Linked DNA regions of Homo sapiens: region 1 is linked to region 2. The links are chromatin loops, found by intact Hi-C in ENCODE. Cell type or tissue: Caco-2. All regions are shown on one strand. Links, peaks and the distances in the headings refer to the core of each region. The heading gives the core; the rest is flanking DNA. Region 1 has its middle 160 kb from the start of ARHGAP42. Region 2 overlaps CNTN5 (contactin 5).

What was found. Peaks named below come from ENCODE experiments on the same cell type or tissue, not always from the same donor. Only the 100,000 strongest peaks of a DNase experiment are listed, where the experiment ranks them.
Region 1: it touches region 2 in a loop (12-fold over the local background); 2 of 110 quality-filtered maps call a loop at or near these places.

What each region holds. Positions count from the first base shown.
Region 1 is chr11:100,521,080-100,530,402 of GRCh38, forward strand. No RefSeq gene overlaps it. Among named protein-coding and RNA genes, the nearest start is that of ARHGAP42, 160 kb to the right of the region's middle. In Caco-2, for the core only: a CTCF peak has its summit at 4,741 (motif pointing left); no DNase peak of the experiment used is centred there.
Region 2 is chr11:100,324,339-100,333,661 of GRCh38, forward strand. The region is part of intron 21 of CNTN5 (contactin 5); the gene reads left to right. Among named protein-coding and RNA genes, the nearest start is that of ARHGAP42, 360 kb to the right of the region's middle. RefSeq lists an enhancer at 4,229-5,428. In Caco-2, for the core only: no CTCF peak of the experiment used is centred there; a DNase peak (open chromatin) is centred at 4,823.

The sequences.
Region 1 (9,323 bases), core at 784-8,783, 200 kb after region 2:
GGACTTCCTCCACACCCTCACACTCAACTTCCAGGATAAAATTTAAAGGTCAATTAGAAGTCCTAACTATGCCCAGGCACAGTGGCTCAAGCCTGTAATCCCAGAACTTTGGGAGACTTAGGGAGGAGGATCACCTGAGGTCAGGAGTTCAAGACCAGCCCAGCCAACATGGTAAAACTCCATCTTTACTAAAAATACAAAAATTAGCTGGGCATGGTGGTGGGTGCCAGTAATCCCAGCTACTCAAGAGGCTGAGGCAGGAGAATCGCTTGAACCCAGGAGGCGACGGTTGCAGTGAGACGAGATCACGCCATTTCACTCCAGCCTGAGTGACAGAGCGAGACTTCATCTCAACAACAACAAAAGAAGTCCTAACTATGGTGCTGAAAATAACCCCATCACTTCCCTGAAAAGACCCTGGCCTACCTAGGAATCAAACTAATCTCATACCTTCTATGCTTTCTGTTACCCTATTTCTGCTGCCCCAATAATAGAGCCACCTTCTCTAATGAAGGAATTCCACAGTGTGAAAGTTATCACATTATTTATTATTGATATTCCCTATATTTACACTCAAGCTAGTGTGATTAGAGCTTCAGGTAAATCAACTAAGCCCAAGGCATATAAACAGAATGATGATTATACATTCTAACCTTTTATCTTTCCAATTCACTTTTCCAAAAACAGTTAAGTTTCTCCAACTCCTGCCTGAGCAGGAATTACTGCAGTAATTACTGCCATTTACCTTTCCCACTATTACAACAAAGGTATTTAAATATCTGGGTCTACTAATCTGAATTTGGACCTATTAATATTAGTATCTTTCCTTAGGATTTGTTCCCAGAAAGATCTATTCTTTCCACCCATCCTTCCTAGGACTCTTCTGATTCTACCTTTTTTCTCAATATTGATATGATATCTACTTCTCATAAAAGCTGAGTAGATCAAGTTTTTTTTAAAGTCATAAGAAAATCAGTGAAGAAAAATTGGGTCCATCTTTAACTTCTGGACCCAAAATGTCTTAATCTGCTAGTGCTGCCATAACCAAATACTTTAGACTGGGTAATTTATTTTTCACATGAGTTTCAAGTCAGGGTATTAAAATTTTTTTTTTCCTCACAGATTTTGGAGGCTAGAAAGTTCAAGATCAAGGTGCTGACATTCAGTAGCTGGTGAGGGCTTTCTTATTCTATCCACACATGGTAGAAAGGGGGAATCTAGGCCATATCCTCTGGTGGCAAAAGGCAGAAGGACATAAAAAGAGAGCTAAAAAGTTTCCTCCATCCCTTTTATAAGGTTGCTGTATTAATCTGTTCTCATACTGCTATGAAGAAATACCTGAGAATGGGTAATTTATAAAGAAAAAGAGGTTTAATGGACTTACAGTTTCACATGGCTGGGGAGGCCTCACAATCATGGCAGAAGGCGAAGGAGGAGCAAAGGCATGTCTTACATGATGGCAGGCAAGAGAGTTCAGGGGAACTGCTATTTACAAAACCATCATGAGAATGGCATGGGAGAAACCCACCCCCATGATTCAATTACCTCCCATTGGGTCACTCCCACAACATGTAGAGATTATGGGAACTTCAATTCAAGATGAGACTTGGGTGGGGACACAGCCAAACCATATCAGTTGCTACTCTTACTCATGAGGGTTCTCCCCTCAAAATTTAGTTCCTTCCTAAAGGCTCCACCTCTTTATACTACTACATTGGGGATTAAATTCGAATGTAAATTTTGGAGGAGAGTCAGGCATTCAAACCACAGAACAGAGCTTCTTCAAGGACATATCTTCCTTCTCCATCATGACACACTTGACTAAAACAGAAAGTGAGTAAGTATTTAAGAAATAATTTATTAATTATTCCTTAAGTACTTTTTCCTGCTATTATTATTACACTGACAATATTGTCATTAGGAGAACTTTCTGTCAAAACTGCTTTAGGGAATAAATATTAATCACTTTTAAAGTAATTGGATGAGAGCTCTGAAACCATTTTAAAGATCATATCAAGAAGTTCTGGCTGGAGTGATGTCAGAAAGATGGTAGAGAGATATTTTAGCCCTCATACCAACCCTCCCCAAAAGCATCCATGAACACGAGTATCTTTGCAGGAGCCCAGGAGTCCAGCAGTCAGGTGCCAGCACTCCCTTGGAGAAAAAACAAACAAACTGAGAATCAATGGATTTAAGAGAGTAAGAAAAACAGTTTCACTTGCCCCACATCACTCCTACCCCCAAGGCAGTACATCTTAGAAAGCTGGTTCAACTCTGTTAGACTGAAAAAAGGTTCTTAACTTTTAACATGTTAGGGTACCCTTTGGCAAATAAATGGGAGGCTCTCAACATTCAGCCTGGCTGTACAGGATTGAGAGAAGTAATACAATCCTAAGATTTTTCTCTCCCAAGAAGGAACAAAAGGAATGGAATGGGAACATCCATAAAAAGGTCTATGGAATACCCAGGGTAACTAGCCAGGTTGAATGGTGAATGTATTTTTCTCCTTCAGCCATGCAGTACAGACTGGAGGAGGTGATCTTTTTCAAATGCAAAGCAGCAATCCCAAACCTCAAGAAACATGAAAAATCAAGAAAACATGATACCACTAGAGGAACAAAATAGTTTTCCAGTAATTGGACTCAAATGAATAAAGATCCATGAATTGCCTTGCAAAGAATTCCAAATAATCAATCTAAGGAAGTAAATTCAGTGAGATACAAGAGAACACAGATAGACAATAAAACAAAATCCGAAAAATCAGAAATGAACAAAATGAGAAGTTCAACAGCGAAACAGAAATTATAAAACACAGAAATTCTGGAGCTCAAAAATACAATGAATGAAATTTTAAAATTTAAACTGCTGTTAATTTGAGAGAGATCATTTGAAATTAGCCAGTCAGATAAGAAAAAAAGGAATGACAAAGAATAAAGAAACCTACAAGAATTATGACACATCATAAAATGAACCAAATTATGTGTTATGGAAGTCCAGAAGGAGAAGAGAGAGACAACAAAGGCTCAAAATGATTATTAAAATAAATAATGGCAGAAAACATCCCAAATCTTGGGAAGGACATGAACATCCTAATTCATGAAGTTCAAAAGTCTCCAAATAGGAACAATCCAAAGAAGATCATATTGAGAAATATTATAATCAAATTATCAAAAGTCAAAGAAAATAAGAGAAATTTGAAATCAGCAAGAGAAAATTGACTAATCACATACAAGGTAGTTTCTATGAGAGTATCCGCTGATTTCTCAGCAGAAACCTTACTGGCCAGGAGAGAGAGGGATGATATATTTAAACTGCCAAAAGAAAAACTAAAAAACCTGCCAACCAAGAATACTATATCTGGCAAAGCTATACCTCAAAAATGAAGAAGAAATAAAAATTTTCTCAGGCAAGCTATAGGTGAGGAAGCTCATCATCACTAGACCTGCCTTGCAAGACATGCTAAAGGACATTGTTCAAGTTGAAATGAAAGGATGCTGATTAAAACTTGCTGATAAAAGTAAGTATATAGTCAAATTCAGAATACTCTATGGTGATGCACTTTCACCTCTAGTAGAAAAGTTCAAAGACAAAAGTATTAAAATAACCATAGCTGCAATCATATATTAGTGGATACACAATATAAAAACATTAAAATTGTAACATCAATAACAAAATATGGGGACAAGAAAAAACAAATAAAAGGCATCCAATTAAAAAGGAAGAATCATCATGGCTGACAGGAGGCAGGACTAGATTGCAGCTTCGACTCAGAAGAACAGAGCAGCGTGCGGAGGCTCACATTGTGAATGGTAGCTCCAAATCAACTGCAAGAACAAACCGACAATCTCGAGAAGATCCACAGTCCCTCTGAAGCAAGCAGACTGCTCCTCTAGGACCTGGGAGACACTCTAAATACTGTAAGTGACCCACCTGCAGAAGTGGGAAAGGGAGAGCCTTCCCTCCTGAAAACACACTCCCACTGGGGAAACTGAAAGCCTGTTTGTGGGAGAAATTTCCAACCTTACCTGGAGCTGAGTCCATTTAGAAAGCCAAGAGAAATACAGGGGTAGAGGAAGCATCACAAAGGCCCTGGCAGCTCACTGGGTCCCCAGGCAGGCCATTCCTGCCTGGCACCACAAGGATCCATCAGGAGGGCAGCCAGAGGAGTAGGGGGAAAACACCACAGGGAGAAGGTAATTTCCAGCTGAACTTTGTAACAATTTGAATGGGGCAAGAAGCCTCCTGGCCAGAACTCAGAGGTGGGTGCCAATCCAGTGTGCAGACTCCACAGGCAGGGGAGGCACCAAGCCCTTTTCTTTCACAACTGGGAGGCAGGTAGCCTTGCGCAAGTTCTCCAGCCAGGATTGCACACCACCTGGAAAAAGACTCGAGGCTGATAGTAGGGCATGGTCAGAATGGGACCAGCCCTTCGGTTTGTGTGGGAAATGTGTGAGGCCTTTGACAGCCGGCTTTCCCCCACTTCCCTGACAACCTGCATGACTCCAAAGAGGCAGCAATAATCCTCCTAGGTACACAACTCCATTGAACTGGAAACCCCACCCCTATCCTCCACAGCAGCTGTACCAAGATCTGCCCAAGGAAAATCAGAGCTAAGACACTCCCAGTCCTGCTCCCACCTGGTGGTCCTTCCCTACCCCCTTGGTAGCTGAAGACAAAGGGCATATAATCTTGGGAGTTCTAAGACCCTACCCACCGCTGGTTCCTCTCCATACTACCACAGTTGATGCTGTCTGAAAAGCGCCACCTCCTGGTAAGAGGCCAACCAGCACAAAAATAGAACATTAAACCACAAAAGCTATGACCCCTCACAGAGTCCATTGTACATCCCTGCTACCTCCACCAAAAGAGGTGCTGGTATTCATGGCTGAGAGACCCATAGATGGTTCATATCACAAGACTCTGTGCAGACAACTCCCAGTACCAGCCTAGAGCCAGGTACACTTGCTGGGTGGCTAGACCCAGAAGAGAGACAGCAATCACTGCAGCTTGTGCAGTGTAGCTTGTGCAGGAAGCCACATCCATAGGAAAAGAGGGAGAATAATACATCAAAGGAACACCCCATGGGACAAAAGAATCTGAACAACAGCCCTCAACCCTGGAGCTTTCCTTTGACAGAGCCTAACCAAATGAGAAGGAACCAGAAAACCAACTCTGGTTGATATGATATGATAAAATAAGGCTCTTCAACATCCACAGAAAATCACACTAGTTCACCAGCAATGGATCCAAATCAAGAAGAAATCCCTGAAAAAGAATTCAGGAAGTTAGTTATTAAGCTAATCAGGGAGGCACCAGAGAAAGGCAAAGCCCAGTGCAAGGAAATCCAAAAAACGATACAAGAAGTGAACGGAACTCAAACATATCAGTAAGCAAAAAACAAACAATCCCATCAAAAAGTGGGCTAAAGACATGAATAGACAATTCTCAAAAAAATATATACAAATGGCCAAAAAACATATGAAAAAATGCTCAACATCACTAATGATCAGAGAAATGCAAATCAAAACCACAATATGATACCACCTTACTCCTGCAAGAATGGCCATAATCAAAAAATCAAAAAATAGTAGACGTTGACATGGGTGTGGTGATCAGGGAACACTTCTACACTGCTGGTGGGAACGTAAACTAGTACAGCCACTATGGAAAACAGTGTGAAGATTCCTTAAAGAACTAAAAGTAGAACTACCATTTGGTCCAGCAATCCCTCTACTGGATATCTACCCAGAGGAAGAAAGTCATTATACAAAAAAGATACTTGCATATGCATGTATATAGCGGCAAAATTCATAATTGCAAAATCATGGAATCAATCCAAATGCCCATCAATCGATGAGTGGACAAAGAAACTGTGAGATATATATATATATATATGATGGGATACTACTCAGCCAAAAAAAGGAATGAATTAACAGCATTTGCAGTGACCTGCATGAGGTTGGAGACTATTATTCTAAGTGAAGTAACTCAGGAATGGAAAACCAAACATCATATGTTCTCACTGATACGTGGGAGCTAAGCTGTGAGGATGCAAAGGCATAAGAATGATACAGTGGACTTTGGGGACTTGGGGGGAAGAGTGGGAGGGAAGCAAGGGATAAAAGACTACAAATATGGTGCAGTGTTTACTGCTCAGGTGATGGGTGCACCAATATCTCACCAATCACCACTGAAGAACTGACTCATGTAACCAAATACCACCTGTACCCCAATAACTTATAAAAAATAAACAAAAAGGAAGAAAAAAGTTGTCTGTTTTCTGATGACATTATCTTATGTATAGAAAACCCTGAAGATTGACTGGGCATGGTGGTTCACGCCTGTAATCCCAGAATATTGAGAGGACAAGGCAGGTGGATCACCTGAGGTCAGGAGTTTGAGACAAGCCTGGCCAACATGGTGAAGCCCCGTCTCTACTAAAAATACAAAAATTAACCAGGTGTGGTGGCGAATGCCTGTAATCCCAGCTACTCAGGAGGCCGATGCAGGATAACTGCTTGAACCCAGAGGTGGAGGTTACAGTGGACCAAGATCATGCCATTGCACTCCAGCCTGGGTAACAAAAGCAAAACCCCATCTCAAAAAAAAAAAAGAAAACCCTGAAGATTTTACCTAAATAAAAGCTGTCCAAATAAACAACTGTAGTAAAATTGCAGGATACAAAATCAACATACAACAATCAGCTGCATTTCTCTACACAAACGACAATAATTCAAAAAGAAATTAAGAAAACAATCCAATTTATAATAGTATCAAAGAGAATAAAATATTTGAAGGGACCTCGGTACCACATATATCCTCCACAGTGTCTACCATAGTGCCTTGATTCAAATAGAAGACATATTGAGCATAAATGACCAGCTTTGAAGGGTATAGGACAATAATGAGAAAATTTAGCCCTCAAACATTACAATGTGGAACTACAGGACCTCATAAAGAACAACAAAAGTCTTTAGGTACAAAGCTACAGAAATCAAAACAGTGTGATACTGGCATAAGAAAAGACACATATACCAGTAAAACAGAATAGATAGGCCATAAATATACACACATATAGGGTCAACTAATCTTCAACAATGCTGCCAAGAATACAAAATAGGGAAAGGATAATCCTCAATAAATGATTCTGAGAAAACTGAACATTTACACGGTAAAAAGAGTGACATCGGAGTGGAGGGTAAGATGGCCAACTAGATGCAGCCAGGTGGAACACCACCCATCGAGGGACCAAGATGACTGGCATGTCCCTGACAGATCTTCAGAGGGAAAGTCCTGAGAGTGGATGGAGGGAAGATACAGAAGCTGGAAAGAAGATACAGAAGCTGAAATGGAAAAAAGCTGGGAACCCAGCACAGGGCTACCACACACCAGGAAGCATTCCTGGCCCACAACAGCTCTCCGGGAATAGGTGAGTTGAACTGGCAAGGAGCACCCTGTTCTCACCACATGCCTCTGGAACTCTGGCAGGGGGAGACTCCTTGACCACCATGAACATTCGAGTTGGCAGAGAGAGCTGCTTAGAGAAGTGGTAGGGGCACCAAGCCAGCTGATGTGGAGCCCAGAGGGTTGGGTATGGGAGTGTCTGTAGCAGAGCAAAGCCAGCAATGGCCATACCCCTAGATGCGACTTGCTTCCATAGGAGACTTTAGCCTAGGAGAACTGTCATACCTGATATCTGCAGGGTGTCTTGCTCATCAGACAGGTTTGGTCAGACCTGAACACCCCTTGATCTGCTGGCCTCCTCTGACTAGCAGAGAGCTCCAGTGGGGCAGCCCCTGCAGCCACCAGCCCACCTGCTCCCTCCCCATATTGCAGCTTTTTTTCAGGCCCACGGAAACTCCCCCTTTGCTGGCACTGTCTGCAGGGCAAGTTGTTGTTTTTCTTGCCCTGCCAGCATGTAGGAGTGCAGTGCGCTCCCCCAACTCCCCACCACTGGCAATTGTCATCGCAGACAAAGTCTTGGTGGGCACAGAGCCAGCCAGCCCTGCCCCTGCCAGTGCCCTGCCCTTGCGCTAAAACTGTGCAGAGAACAGCAGATCCTCCCCTGCCCTGAGCAAACACTCCAGCTAGCAGGACACAGAGAAGGGACCCAGGCCTGTGCCCACAAGTACCCCACCCCCAAGCCAACAACCTCCAGCCTGACTGCACAGAGTTGCCATCAGGGGCCCCCCACCTCACCCAGCTGCAGTGCCTTCACCACTATGGCAGCTGACACAACTCGGCTCCCCCAGCACAGTAGGTTCCTGATGTCAAGGAGCCAGAGGACAAAGTTGGGGCCCAATAGAGGTCCCCCAGAGTTAGAGAACATGGTCCAGGAGTTAAAAGCTGAGTGTTGGCCCCATAAAATCTCCCAGAAACAAAGCTAGTTGGCTGAATCGACCTTATACCTCAACAAAACCCTCAAGGTCATCAAATAGGATAAAAGAAAAAAGAAACCCATCCAAAGGTCAGCAACCTCAAAGACTGAAGGGAGATAAGCGCACAAAGATGAGAAAGAATTGGTGCAAGAACCCTGAAAACACAAAATGCCAGAGTGCCTTCTTTCCTCCAAATGACCACAATGCCTCTCCAGCAAGGGTTCTGAACTGGGCTGAGATAGCTAAAATGACAGAAATAGAATTCAGAATATGAATAGAAATAAAGATTATTGAGCTACAGGAATATGTTGAAACCCAATCCAAGGAAGCTAAAAATCATGATAAAACAATGCAAGAGCTGACAGATGAAATAGCCAGTATAAAGAAGATTGTAACCAAACTAATAGAACTGAAAAACACACTACGAGAACTTCACAATGCAATCACAATTATTAATAGTAGAATAGACCAAGCAGAAGAAAGAATTTCAGAGCTTGAAGACTCTTTCTGAGATAAGACAGGAAGACAAGAATACAGAAAAATGAATGAAAAGAAATAATAAACCCTGAGAAATATGGGATTATGTAAAGAGACCAAATCTATGATTCCTTGATGTCCCTGAAAGAGATGGGGAGAATAAACCCAACTGCGAAAACATATTTCAGAATATGAGAACTTCACCAACCTTAGCTAGGAAGGCCAACATTCAATTTCAGAAATGCAGAGAACTCCAGCAAGATGCTTCACAAGAAGATCATCCCCACAACACATAATCATCAGATTTTCCAAGGTTGAAATGAAAGAAAAATGTTAAAGGCAGCTAGAGATAAAGGTCAGGTCACCGGCAAAGGACACCCCATCAGCCCAATGGACCTCTCAGTAGAAACCCTACAAGTCAGAAGAGATTGGCAGGCAATACTGAATATTCTTAAAGAAAACAAATTC
Region 2 (9,323 bases), core at 587-8,586:
ATGTGGCATTATTAATTAGTAGCTACTTGTAGCAATAGCAAGCAGTTTCAAAAGATAAATACATTGCTCAAAGGGGAAGTGGGGCATGGTTGCAGTCTCATTTTAATGTTTCTCTGGCTATAATAATCAAAAGGACTTGCGTTCCTCAAATAAAATTTCTTTTCTCAATTTACAGGTCATCTCACAAAACATATTCAAGTACATCAGTTATAATTAAATGCTCTTAGAATTTTTTCTATTCAATATTCTCTCTTTCAAAATGTTTCAATAAAGAATATGAAGAAGGCAACTAATATTTGTAAAAGACATACACTGAACTACATGTGTTAGGAAAATATTTAATTATATTTATAGCTAATCTTCAGTATATTTTCTTTATGCAGCAATAACAGCTTCTAGGAAAAATAAATACAAATTTATTCAGTAACTAATATCCATTATTATGTTTCTTCTGCATTTTAAACTTTCTCACCTCATATCATCTAATCACTGTTGAACTGCCTCATAAATATTCAAAAGTTTAACTAAGCATCATTTATTTATTTTATGTAACTCATTAAATTGCATCCTTTATGGTAAAATTACCTCTGGGCACAAAGTAACTAATATGCATGCAATTTAATAATACTGACTGCCAGCATATCTCAAAGTATTGATTGTGAATAGCCAATTTAATAACTATATCTAGTACTAAATTCAAGAGTTTGGGAAACTGGAGATGAACTAAATTGACGCAAGCAGGGACTTTGCCAATCAAAACAAATTCAACTTTCATGGAAAATGTGCTCCCCACATATAGGATTTTGAAACTCTTAGTAGAAGGACATGCCTGATCTTAGATGCTGTATAAGACAGGAAGAATGTAAAAAGCAATCTAACCACTAACAGGAAAAAGGTCATGATATTCCAAAATATATCTGAAGGTAAGGAATTAGTAGTGAAACTATGCTATCAGTGAAATATCTGTCCTCTAACCCTCAATTTAAATTAGTTGCAACTTTTGTGTTAGAAATGACAGTAAATTGAACGAAAGCATGTAAAACCAACTTTCCTTAATTCCCCCTTAAAGCACCCATGAAACCATCAGAAAAGACAGTCCTCACTGCAATCACAGTGAGTGGTATAAAACAAAGTTATCAGAGTGTTTTCTAGGTTTTTCTTTCCTTTCATCTTTGTGCAGTGACCCAGCCTCAAAATCCCATTTTCTAGGTTCAAGCAAGCAATGAAATAGCCTCTGGCCCTTTATCTTTTCTTCAACAAAACAACTTCACTCATACATATGAAGCTGTGGTTTTCAGCCCAAACCTGGTTAGATTTCTTTGGGTTGTTTGAAAATACGAGTAGAGGCTTATACCAACAACCAATAATCTGGCATCTCCCTGCACAGCATAGACTACTGGTCTGGGAGATAAAGTCTAGAAATGGATGTCTCACCATTCAAATAATCCTTAAACTCATTTTTAGAACAGTTGAAGATCAGTCAGATAAGACACAAAGGTGATGAGACTGAAGGAAAATCTTTGAAAGAGAAAAACATATAGAAGAAAAACCTTAGAAAGAAGGAAATGAATGATTAGCTTTAGTATGAATTCCTTTTCCTAGAAAAGATTTTCTTGTAAATCAGAAGAAAAATTTTAAATATATAGTTCTAACCTCAATGAGATAAACGAGAATAGTTCTTTTATATTTAAAGAACAATTCAGAATAGGAAGAGAATACAATAAAATCAAAATCAAAGTGACTAAAATATTCATTGGAAGCAATAAGATGTAAACTTGATAGTATTAACTATTTAAACCAATGCTTCAGAGTACAAACTTGAGAAATAATTGTAGAATGCAAAGTAAATCAATAAGAAAATTTTATTTTTAAGATGTGAGAGAAAATGGTAGACGTGAAAGACAGAATAGATTTGGCTCATACATAATAGGTATCTGCGAAGAAGATAGAATATATGGAACAAAAGGAATAACAGAAAAAAAGTGAACAAAACTCCAAAAACAAAGCAACAAGGAAAAAATTCTGACATTTAAGATAGAGAAATTCCAATGTTTCAAGAAATATTAAAATCTTAACAGCCCCATCTTTGTCACTCCCATAATTAATCCATCACCAAAGACTATTGATTTTATCTTCTAAATATTTATTCATCCATACACATCCCTATATCTTCCACCATGCCCCTAGTTTAAGCTACGCTCATTTCTGACCAAGACTCCAGCAACATCTCCTAAAAGCTCTTGATGTATCCACACTAACCCGTTTCCAATCTGCCCTTTATATTTCAACTGTTTATTCAGTAAGACAAATTATTGAGTGCCTCCATCTGCTACCATAAAGCAATCATGAATAAATTAGGATAATTTCACATGTGATAGTTGTAATAATAATTATATTAAAAATTAAAATGATGTGAGAGAGAGTGACTAAGGGAGGGGTGGTTTCTTTAAAGAAGTGGCCAAGGAGGCTTCTTGGTTAAGCTGAAACCTATCTGAAAAGAAGGAGATAGCCATTTGGAGAACTGTGAAAAGAGCTTTCAGTCACTGGGCACCAAAAGCTCAAAAACTCTAAATTGAGAATGTGATTGAACGTTTGAGGCCCATTTTGCTAGAAGGCAGTGGACAAAGTGAGATGCAGAAGTATAGAGACTATATCAGGTAGAGCCTTGAAGCCATGGTGAGAAGTTTGGAATTTATTCTAAGTGCAAAAGGAAGCCTTTTTAACAAAAGGAAGTTTTTAACAAAAGAAGGATCTAATTTATGTAGTTTAAAACAAAAACTAACTTGATACCGCTGTGTGTATCTTTTCAAAACACAAACCTAATTGTGCCACAGGCACACTCCCAGCCTCATCCTGCTTAAAAGCATTCCATGTGTTACACTTGCACATAGGACATTTTTGGTTTTTACTAATCCTAGCTCCTTAACATGGCCAACTACAAGATCTGGCTCCATCTATGACTCCAGCATCAAGTGCACCACACACGGATCACCCTCCACATCTGCCTAACTGTACTTTCTTCAGCCCCACATCCCCCTCTTTCCAGACTGCACACAGGATGCCTCTGCCTTCCCTCTCCCTTTGCCTGCTGAACTCCCAATCATCTCTCAGCCTTCAATGTAACTGTCTCTGCCTTAGTGAAGACTTCCCTGACCAGCCCCTGCCCACGGAGTCCTATCCCTCAAGTTAGATCTGTATCAATATATAGCTTCCCATAAACCTCTGATCAAAACCCGAGTTTTACATTTGTGGGTGTGATCATTTATTCAACAGATCGTGCCCTAAGTAGACTGTAACTCCAAGAGGGCAGGGACTTCATCTATTTTGACTCACCATTGATTCTCAGTTGGCCCTAGGCACAGTGTTTGGTAAATAACACTGAGTCAAAAAATACCTTCGAATGGATAGTTGAATTAACAAGTTTTTAGAACTCAAGACCTGGTAAAATATCAAATTTCAATATGCATTTTCATTAAAAATAAAACTGATTAATAGAAAGACAAAATTTGATTATTAATAAAACCAATTAGTAGAAAGACAAAATTACTCTCAAAGATGCAAAAATCAAAAAGATTTTTCTTCTACATTTAATAAAAGCAGAAAATAGAGTGGTGTCTACTAAATGCAGGGAGTACAACATTGAGTTAGCAGTGATCACTGAGTACAATTAAAGGTATAGAAGTAACAGAATACAAGTGCTAAGAGTTGTATTTTTAAAACCTAACAAGCAGGCCAGGCATGATAGCTCACACCTGCAATCCCAACACTTTGGGAGGCCAAGGCAGTAGGACCGTTTAAGGCCAGGAGTCCTAGACCAGCCTAGGCAACATAGCGAGACCATGTCGCTACCAAAAAAAAAAATTAAAAATTAGCTGGGTGTGTTGGCGCACACCTGTAGTCCTACCTACTAGGGAGGCTGAGGTGGGAGGATCACTCTAGCCTAGGAGATCCAGGCTGCAGTAAGCTCAGATCATGCCACTGCACTCCAGCCTAGGACTAATACAGGACAAATAAAATGAGACCGTGTCTCAAATGAGACCGTCCCTTCTTGCAATCCTATGAAGAACTACCTGAGACTGGGTAATTGATAAAGAAAAAAGGTTTAATTGACTTACAGTTCAACAAGCTGTACAGGAAGTCCGGCTGAGGAGGCCTCAGCAAACTTACAATAATGGCAGGAAGGCAAAGGAGAAGCAGGCACATCTTACATAGCCAGAGAAGAAGGAAGAGACAGGTGGGAGGTGCCACAGACTTTTAAGCAACCACATCTCCCGAGAACTTATTCACTATCAAAAGAACAGCAAGGGGGAAATCTGTCCCCATGATCTGATCAACTCCTACTAAGCCTCACCTCCAAATTGGGGATTACAATTTGACATGATATTTGGATGGGGACATAAATCCAAACCATATCAGACCTTGCAAAAAAGAAAAAAAAGAAAAAGAAAAACCTGAAGATGGCAGATAGGTGGCAGAACTAGCTTGCAGCTCCTGCTCAGATGGACAGAGCAGCATGTGAAAACTCACATGGTGAACTTGTGCTCCAAGAACTACCAAAGGAACATACCAGGAAAGCCAAGAGAATCCACAGTCCCTTTGAAGGAACTGGATCACCACTGAAAGCTCCTTGAGATGCTAAAAAACTGAGTCGGCTTGGTTTTTCAACGAGGAGGCATGCAGTCTGGGATAAGTTCTCAGTCTTGATCACTGGCTGCCCGGAAATAAACTCAGTGCTATTGGAGGGGGGCGTGGTGGGAGTGAGACCAGCCTTTAGGACTGCAGGCTGTGTAAGAGCAGGTTGAGGCTTGTTACTGCTGGGTTTTCCCTACTTCCCTGGTGACCTGTATGACTCAGCAGAGGCAGCTCTAATCCCCTTGGGAATATAACTCCACTGGACTGGGAACCACACCCCCATTCTCCACAGCAGCCACAGCAAGCCCCACTCAAAGAGAGGCTGAGCTCAGAAATGGCTATCCCTGCCCCTACCTGGTAGTCTTTTTCTATCCACCCTGGTAGCCAAAGACAAAGGTCTTAATTTCTTGAAAACTCTAAGGCCCCAGCCACTGCCTGAGAAACCTGAATACTTAAACAGCTGTGCTTAGGGCAAGTTTGCATCCTCCCTATAGGACTGCAGCTGGTGTGCTCTTGAAAGTGCCACCACTTGGCTGGAGGCCAACTAACCCAAAAACTGCACACTAAACAAAAGCACAACCAAGGACCTTCACAGTGTCCACTTCACTCCCCAACTAACACCACTGGAGCAGGTGCTGATATCCAGGCTGCAAGACCTGAAGATGACTCACATCACAGGACTCTTTGCAGACAGCCTCCAATGCCAGCCAGAATACCAGTAGCCCTGCTGGGTGGCTGGACCCAGAAGAGCAAAAACAATAACTATGGTTCAGTTCTCAGGAACCCTTATTGCTAGGGAAAGGGAGAGAACACCACATCAAGGGAGCACCCCATAGGACAAAAGAACCTGAATAGCAACGCTTTAATCCCAGATCTTCCCTCTAACATAGTCTACCCAAATGAGAAAGACCCGGAAAAAACAATTCTGGTAATATGACAAAACAAGGTTCTTTAACACCCCCAAAAGATCATACCAGCTCACCAGCAATGGATCCAAACCAAGATGAAATCTCTGCATTGCCACAAAAAGAATTCAGAAGGTCAATTACTAAGACAATCAAGGAGGCACCAGAGAAAGGTGAAGGCCAACTTAAAGTATTCAAAAACATGATACAGAATGTGAAGGAGAAATTCTTCAGTGAAATACACAGCACAAATTTAAAAAAATCACAACTTCTGGAAATCAAAGACACACTTAGAAAAATGCAAAATGCACTGGAAAATCTCAGCAATAGAATCAAAAAGCAGAGGAAAGAACTCTGGAGCTCAAAGACAAGGCTTTTGAATTAACTCAATCCATCAAAGACAAACAGAAAGGAATTTTTAAAAAGAACAAAGCCTTCAAGAAGTTTGGGACTATGTTAAATGGATAAACCTAAGAATACTTGATGTTCCTGAAGAAGAAGAGAAATCTAAAAGTTTTGAAAACATACTTGAGGGAATAATCAAAGATAACTTCCCAAGCATTCCTAGAACTCTAGACATCCAAATATAAGAAACTCAAAGAACACCTGGGAAATTCATCACAAAAAGATCATCACCTAGGCACATAGTCATCATGTTATCTAAAGTCAAGACGAAGGAAATTTTAAGAGCTGTGAGGCAAAAGCATCAGGTAACCTATGAAGGAAAACCTATCAGAGCAACAGCAAATTTATCAGCAGAAACCTTACAAGCTAGAAGGAATTGGAGTCTTATTTTTAGCCTCCTTAAACAAAACAATTATCCCCCAAGAATTTCATATCCAGTGAAACTAAGCTTCATAAACAAAGGAAAGATACAGTCTCTTCCAGACAAACAAATGCTGAGAGAATTCACCACTACCAAGCCAGCGCTACAAGAACTGCTAAAAGGAGCTCTAAATCTTGAAACAAATTTTCAAAACACACCAAAATAGAACCTCCTCAAAGCATAAATCTCACAGGACCTGTAAAACAATAACACAATGGAAACAAAAAACAAGGTATTCAGGCAACAAATAGCATGATGAATAGAACAGTACCTCATATCTCAATAATAACATTGAATGTAAATGGCCTAAATGCTCCACCTAAAATATACAGAATGGCAGAATAGATAAAAATTCACCAACTAAGTTTCTGCTGTCCTCAGGAGACTTGCCTAACACATGAGGACTCATATAAACTTAAGGTAAAAAGGTGGAAAAAGATATTCAATGCAAATGGATATCAAAAGTGAGCAGGAGTAGATATTCTTATATCAGACAAAACAAACTTTAAAGCAACAGCAGTTTAAAAAGACAAAGAGGGATATTATATAATGATAAAAGGACTAGTCCAACAGGAAAATATCACAATTCTAAATATATATGCACCTAACATTGGAGCTCCCAAGTTTATAAAACAATTAATACTAGACCTAAGGAATGAGATACATGACAACACAATAACAGTGGGATACTTTAATACTCCACTGACAGTGCTAGATAGGTCATCAAGACAGAAAGTCAACAAAGAAACAATGGACTTAAACTAAAACCTAGAACAAATGGACCTAACAGATATCTACAGAGCATTCTACCCAACAACTCCAGAATGTACATTCTGTTCATCAGCACACAGAACATCCTCCAAGATAGACTATATGATAGGCCACAAAACAAGTCTCAGTAAATTTAAGAAAATCAAAATTATGTCAATTAGTCTCTCAGACCACAGTGGAATAAAATTGGAGATGAGTTCAAAAAGGAATCCTCAAAACCATGCAAATACATGGAAATCAAAAAACCTGCTCCTGAATGATTGCTGGCTCAACAACGAAATCAAGATGGAAATTTAAAAATTCTTTGAACTAAATGATAGTAGTGACACAACCTATCAAAACCTCTGAGATACAGAAAAAACTAAGAGATAAGAAGAAAGTTCATAGTATTAAATGACTAGATTAAAAAGTCTGAAAGAGCACAAATAGACAATCTTAGGTCACACTTCAGAGAACTGAAGAAACAAAAACAATCCAAACCCACATCCAGCAGAAGAAAAGAAATAACAAAGAGGAGAACTAAATAAAATTGAAACAAAAAAAGAAAAATACAAAAGATAAATGAAACAAAATGCTGGTTCTTTGAAAATATAAGTAAAATCGATAGACCATTAGCATGATTAAACAAGAAAAGAAGAGAGAAGATCCAAATAAGTTCAATTAGAAACAAAACAGGAGATATTACAACTGATACCACAGAAATACAAAAGACCATTCAAGGCTATGATGAACACCTTTACATGCATAAACTAGAAAATCTAGAGGAGAGGGATAAATTCCTGGAAATATGCAACCCTCCTAGAGTAAACCAAGAAATATAGAACGTCTGAACAGACCAATAATGAGCAGCGAGATTAAAATGGTTATTTAAAAATTGCCAACAAAAAAAAAGTCGAGGATCACATGGATTCACAGCTGAATTCTATCAGACATTTAAAGAAGAATTGGTACCAATTCTACTGACACTACTCAAAAAGACAGAGAAAGAGGGAATCCTCCCTAAATCCTTCAATGAAGCCAGTATCATCCTAATACCAAAACCAGGAAATGACATAACAAAAATAGAAAACTACAGATCAATATCCCTGATCATCATAGATGCAAAAATCCTTATGTCAAAAAGATAATACACCATGATCAACTGGGTTTCATACCAGGGATACAGGGATAGTTTAACACGTAAGTCAGTAAATGTGATACACCACATAAGCAGAATTAAAAATCACATGATCATCTCAATAGACACAGAAAAAGCATTTGACAAAATCCAGCATCTCTTTATGATTAAAATCCTCAACAAAATTGGCATACAAGGGACATACTTTAAGGTAATAAAACCTGTCTATGACAAACCCACAGCCAATATTATAAATGGGGAAAACTCGAAACCATTTCCCCTGAGAACTGGAACAAGGCAAGGATGCCCACTCTCACCACTTCTATTCAGCATAGTACTGGAAGTCCTACCCAGAGCAATCAGACAACAGAAAGAAATAAAGGGCATCCAAATTGGTAAGGAGGAAGTCAAACTGTCACTGTTTGCTGATGATATGATTGTATACATGAAGACAAAAAAGCTCCTAGAACGGATAAATGAATTCATCATAGTTTCAGGTTACAAAATTAATATGCAAAAGTCAGTAGCTCTGCTATATGCCAACAGCAGCCAAGCTGAGAATCAAATCAAGAGCTCAATGCCTTTTACAATAGCTGAAAAAAATAAAAATAAAATACTTAGGAATATACCTAACCATCGATGTGGAAGACCTCTACAACAAAACACTGCTGAAAGAAATCATAGACAACACAAATTGAAACACATCATGCTCATGGATGGGTAGAATCAATATTGTCAAAATGACCATACTGCCAAAAGCAATCTAGCAATTCAATGCAATTTCCATCAAAATACCACCATCATTCTTCACTGAATTAGAAAAAAAAAAAAAAAAAAAAAAAACACCTAAAATCCACATGGAACCGAAAAAGAGCCCATGTAGCCAAAGCAAGACTAAGCAACAAGAACAAATCTGGAGGCATCACATTTGCCTGACTTCAAACTATTCTATAAGGCCATCATCACCAAAACAGCATGGTACTGATATAAAAATAGGCACATAGCCCATTGGAACAGAATAGAGAACCCAGAAATAAAGCCAAATACTTACAGCCAACTGATCTTTGACAAA